Linked DNA regions of Homo sapiens: region 1 is linked to region 2. A link is a loop called in an ENCODE intact Hi-C map of the cell type or tissue named here. Cell type or tissue: A673. All regions are shown on one strand. Links, peaks and the distances in the headings refer to the core of each region. The heading gives the core; the rest is flanking DNA.

The links. Hi-C counts contacts between places; a loop is a spot of excess contacts. Peaks named below come from ENCODE experiments on the same cell type or tissue, not always from the same donor. Only the 100,000 strongest peaks of a DNase experiment are listed, where the experiment ranks them.
Region 1: it touches region 2 in a loop (2.9-fold over the local background); 3 of 110 quality-filtered maps call a loop at or near these places.

Annotation. Positions count from the first base shown.
Region 1 is chr4:16,197,765-16,200,678 of GRCh38, forward strand. The region is part of intron 3 of TAPT1 (transmembrane anterior posterior transformation 1); the gene reads right to left. Among named protein-coding and RNA genes, the nearest start is that of TAPT1, 27 kb to the right of the region's middle. In A673, for the core only: a CTCF peak has its summit at 1,589 (motif pointing left); DNase peaks (open chromatin) are centred at 337, 707 and 1,547; H3K27ac peaks cover 1,152 bases.
Region 2 is chr4:15,477,722-15,480,575 of GRCh38, forward strand. It overlaps CC2D2A (coiled-coil and C2 domain containing 2A), which reads left to right. Exons shown (of 37, transcript NM_001378615.1): 3 at 1,002-1,085. Among named protein-coding and RNA genes, the nearest start is that of CC2D2A, 9.3 kb to the left of the region's middle. RefSeq lists an enhancer at 1,181-1,831. In A673, for the core only: a CTCF peak has its summit at 1,413 (motif pointing right); a DNase peak (open chromatin) is centred at 1,480; H3K4me3 peaks cover 1,268 bases; H3K27ac peaks cover 1,398 bases.

The DNA.
Region 1 (2,914 bases), core at 302-2,801, 720 kb after region 2:
TTTCTAAAATGACACTACTCTTATCTGGGAAAGAGGGAAGATATACATAAGTGAATCTGCTTTTAAAGAATTTAGATGCATTTTCTAATTTTTTTTTTAAGTCTACAACAAAATATTTGTGGGCAAAGATTTTTCAAGGTTGTTAATTCATCAGAAACTATTTCAGTGAAGTATTCTTGAGATCACTGAGGACAGACATTAACTTTTAGGGAGGGAGTGCATCCTTGGCAAACACCACACACAAATATGACTGCAGATAATTACCCTGCCAACATCTCATAATGAACAGTACTTAAACAACAGGGTCAAAGCCAGCAAAACACCCTGCTGGATGAGCCATCATGATGAAGGCTGGGTTTACTTAAGGCACTGTAGAACCACCCTTGTCCTCAGCCTTAGTGAAGGGACAGGGTCTTTATTTTACTTAAGTCAAAAACCATGGCAAGTTTGCAGAAGAACTAGAAATAGGTTCAAATATTAAGTTATGAAGCAGAGAACACGGGGGTCTATGTGCTTTAAAAAGCTTCTCACAAATGCTGTACAAGATGTAAATCTGCAAACAGATGAGGTGAGAACACTGATCTCAAATATAAAAAGAAGGCAATAATTTACATTATTGATGTGATACTGAACCAAACAGTTCTAGAGTCTGCAAAGAGTTACTGTTTTCACGTCAGCATTGTGATTAATTTGACAAATGGACTGTTTCCTCCCTTTTGTGAAAACAATTTCAAAGAACAAAGAGACTAGGAAGACAGTAAGTTTTTACAGAAAGAAGATTGAAATACAGGAGAGTGAAAAAAAAAAATTATTTAAAAAATTGCAATCAACTTCTTTGCCAGTCTATTTCACTTCTTCTTATTTCTTTGAAAAAAATAAAGTCAGACTGAAGGAAAGAGCACTTTTTGCTTGCTGAAAAGGATGGAACATGACATCACTACAGGCAAGACAAATCGAATAATCTTTAATGGAAGTAGAAAACACAGGAATAAAAGCTATCAGAAGGCAAAATCTGGCTATTTCTAAATAATCATTTGGTAAACCTAAAAAGTATTTTTATATTCCAAAATATTTGAAAGGTCTTAGACTTAATATTAACAATAGCTTTGTTTATGTAACTTTTACCTTATCAAATATTTCAAGTTTCGTGACTTTAAAAATAATGCTCAAAGAGATATTTTCTAAATTGCTCAAAGAAACAAAAATTGCAGCCTATATTACTGTAAGCACAAATTACTCAATTTTGATAAACCATACTTAAGGCACTAAGACATTAGGCAGGATTTTCATATTCTGTGTAACCTGGCCTATCCTCAAAGCATTTATAATTGCCTGAACTCCGTTTCATTTAAAATTTAAATGAAAATTTAAGTTTCATTTAAACTCCTATCATTTAAAATTGCTGAAACAGTTATATAATTTTAACTGCATTTCATGTTTTTATACATATAAGTATTTATTAGTGATAGCATGAAATTAATTTTTCAGTTAATCCAAAGCAGAAATAGTAAGAAGTGTTTGCAGGGGAAATCCTCAATGGAGTCTTAAATGTCATGTGTAACAGGCTGCCCTCTAGTGTCATTTTAGCTATAAAACTTTGAAAAAAGAAAACATCTTATTTTCAAATGATACTCAAATTAATTTAGATTCAAAGTATTTCAAACTAATGTAAGAAAGCAATCATCTTATGCACTACAAAAAATCTTAAAATATCTAAAAAAGGTTAGAGGTAGGGATCATTAACCACTAGTAAAAGTAAATACTGGCAGAGGATTTAAGATTTCCCAGTTCCCTGTAACATCTTTTAGTTTTTAGAACAAACACTTTAAGAATTTTTTTTTTTTAAAGAGACAGTCTTGCTCTGTCAACCAGGATGGAATGCAGTGGTGCAATCACAGCTTACTGCAGCCTCGAATTCCTGGGCTCAAGGAATCCTCCTACCTCAGCCTCCCAAGTAGCTGGGACTACATGTATGTGCCACCACAACTGGCTAATTTTTTATTTTTTGTAGAGACAGGGTCTCGCTATGTTGCCCAGGCTAGTCTTAACTCCTGGCCTCAAGCTACCCTCCCACCTTGGCCTCCCAAAGTTCTAAGATGACAGGTGTGTACCACCGTGCTGGTCTAGAAAAGACTCTTCTAATGCTATTTTATGTGCCCTGTACCCCCACGTAACAGGGGCTACACAGAAATGAACTTGAGTGCAACACAGTTTTAGATGCCTGTACAATATAACAAGGTGGAACTTCAAACAACTGTCCCCGAAGAGAGACCCTTGGGATCACTGGCAAATCACCACTGTTACTTAGTATACCTCATACGTGTGCTAACCAATGCCCAAGGAAGGGACCACTCCAGAAGGAATACAGTCATTAGCTTATCTATCATTTTAATGTTTTACCACATTGTGCCAACAGCCACTAAGAACATGACATGTCTTTAAAAGCCGTCCACATAAAGATGGCTAGAACATGAACTTGACGCACACTGTTGATCAAAGAATAACTAAAAAGTAATGTAGCTCATAATGTAGATGTGAAAAGCCCTACATAGTATTAGTTATTTTCTTTCTTTACTTGAGACAGGGTCTCACTCATCACCCAGGCTGGAGTGCAGTGGCATAATCATGGCTCACTGCAGCCTTGACTTCTCAGGGTCAAGTGATTTTCCAACCTCTCAGCCTCTGGTGTAGCTGGGACCACAGACATGTGCCACCATGTCTGGCTAATTTTTTAAATTTTTTGTAGAGACAAGTTCTTACTATGTTGCCCAGGCTGGTCTTGAACTCCTGGCCTCTAGCGATCCTCCTACCTTGGCCTCCCAAAGTGCTGAGATTACAGGCATGAGCCACCACATCCAGCAATATTAGTAATTTTATGTCATGTGTTTCACCTGACTTTATCTAAATTTCCATG
Region 2 (2,854 bases), core at 355-2,854:
TCAGGTCACATACACAAAGGAAAGGCCCAAACCAAGGCTATTCTCTCGTTCGACCTCACTTCCGTCCTCTGTTATTGCGGTTCATGTCTTCCCTAACCCCAGTGGCCAAGGGCAGTCAGGAGTAATTGAGGTCTGGCCCAGAAACCTGCATGATATTTCTTTGAAATTATATATCCTTAAAATTCATACTTTGTGTTCCGAATTTGTTTCAGTATAAAAACAAAAAAATCCTAATTTTAGGAAAAAAAAATCTAGTAAGTTTTGTGTACCCCAGAGAGGTTCTGTTTATCTTGCAACTTTTTGTTCACCCAGGGGCACTTGTGCCCCAGTCTATAAAACTCTAGGACTAAAACATTTTAGAGCTCGTAGACTTTAGAGCTTTCAGCTCTAACATTTTATGACTAAAATATTAGAAAGCGTAAGGTGGAAAGAGGAAACGAAGTTTGCGCTGTTAAAGGATTGTTTTCCTTTTCAAAAAAAAATCTGCCAAAATTTCCTTTAACTTGAAGCATTTGTGATGATGTAACATGTATCATTATTATCCTTTTCCTGCTGGTAAGGCTGGAAAGCAGAAAAACTTAACCGGTGAAATCCCTAATATGATTGTGATGTCTGTCCTAGCAGATTCACTTGTTAGTCGCCTTTCTTAGATTGTAACTTTTAAGAGCAGACAGCATGTGGCTTTCAATTCTGTGTCCCAAGAGCATGGAACATAGTAAATGCTCAATAAATGCTGTATGCATGAATGAGGACCTGGAACAATGGAAGATCCAACATCATCTCGTGTATGATGGTCCAATATGGATACGACTTTTCGAAAACATGTCTATGTTGAGAAGAGTGGATGATGAGAGCCGCACAGATTGTTAACTGTCCCCCAACTCACACTCAGCATTACTGGATAGAAGCCCAGGGTCAAGATGGGAGTTTTAATTTTAATACCTAAAAGTCATACCTCTCTTCCTGTCTTAAGATTCTCTCCCTTTTGCATTTTCACAAAGGAGTTCATTGAAAATGATGAGGATGCAGACATGGGAAGACAGAATAAGAACTCAAAGGTTCGAAGACAGCCAAGAAAGAAACAGGTAAGAAGTGACAAGAAACTGTGTCTGCGTATTGTCATTGATCAACAACCCGCCTGCATCCCCAGGGCCATACAGAATCCACAAGGGCAGCCTTCCTTCTTTTGGTACCAACTTTTGGCCTGCTCTGGGGGGCTGTGAGGCGGGGATGCAGATGGGTGGTCCAGGGTGCAGGAGCCTGATTCAGAGACTTATAGATGAGCCTCACAATAAGGCGGGGGTCCATACTTAGAGCATTTTTACTCTAAGTTTTCTCCCATCTCCTGAGAGAGGACTCTAGAAAAGATGGAAGGAGCCTGTTTTAGTGCTTCATTGAAGGCCATGGACTATGATGGGCAGTAGATGGCAGTACACGATTACAAATCTTGGGAAACTCCCTCTTTTTCCAACTCCAAGCCCAAATTCTGTCTTTGAGGCAGAAGCCAACTCCTTTCTCCCGAGCCTGCTGGCAGATCCTCCCCCACCTCTCCGCAGGAGTTCCCCTCCTAGGCTGGGAGCATCCCGTGCAGGGTAAATCTTTTCAAGGTAAGTCCTTGGTAAGAAGTTGTCCTCTGAGAAGGGAGGCAGGGAAGCAGCTATTGTGGATGGGAGCTCTGCTTGGAACAATCAAGATGCCAGCAGGGGAGGGAGGGGAGAGAAGCGCCATTTTGAGCCAGCAGTCACGTGAAGGGGCTGCAGAGAGGGGTGGCCAGGAGAGATGAAGAGGTCATAGGGAGACAGAAGAGACCTCCCTCCTAGCTCCCCCCTTGCTCAGCACACTCCTCGGGGCAATCTGGGCAGAGGAGTCACTTTCAGCCTTTCAAGGGAGGGTCCAGGTGGTTGGGGAGGTACTGCCTGGCCACGTGGGCTAGCTCTCTGGCCACTCCTGGGGACTGAGGAGACCCACAGCCAGACACAGCTCCGAAGCTTTAACCCCTTCCTGTGGGGTCAGTCTGCAGCCGTGCAGCCCAAGGCCAGGGGCTGTGGAGGCAGTAGATGAAAAGGGTTCAAGCCTTTAGCTCCACAGTCACAGGCACAGTGAGCAAGTGGGTGACTAGTGCCAAGGCTGCCACGGAGCTTAGACTGAAGAGGAGAAAGGGGCAAGGATGGAGAAGGGAATATAACAGCTCTCAAATGCTGAGCAATTTATGGGCCAGGCTTGGAACTTTATAGGTTGGGAGCATTGCAAGAAACGTAGTTGCACTCCAGAATCAGAATCACATGGGGACTTTTTGTTTAAATAAGTTCCATCCCGGGCCATCTATTTACGTCAGAATCTCTGTGCTTTCTACAGTGACTCAAACATTGTAGCATCTCAAAAAATGGGCTCTTTTTATTATTTTTCTTTTACAGATAAGAAAGCAGTGTACAAGGAAGTTAACTAACTTGCCCAAAGTCCCACAGTCAGTCTGAGTTTGGAGGCAAGCTTTAGTCTATCTGTCCTCAAAGGTGTTATTGCAAATTCTGCTTCCTTGTTTTCCTTCACTGAGAGTGTGGGGAAGGAACCAGAGGCTATTCTTGGGGGGTGTCCAAAGGGTGGACTAAATATTTGCCCCTGAATTACCCAGTAACACTTTAGCTGCTGTTTGCAAACTATTTGAAGTTGGGAACAAACTGATTTTCCTGTTTCTCTTTCCTCCAAATTCCTGCAGAGCTCTACATATTTTACCTAGAAAAAGTGAAAATAATAACGTTATTTGGGGACGCCTTGATAATTTCACAAAAGCATTTCTAGAGAAATTCTGGGTTGGCACCTCTTCCCTGGTGGGTACTCACAGTGAGTCAGGTGACAG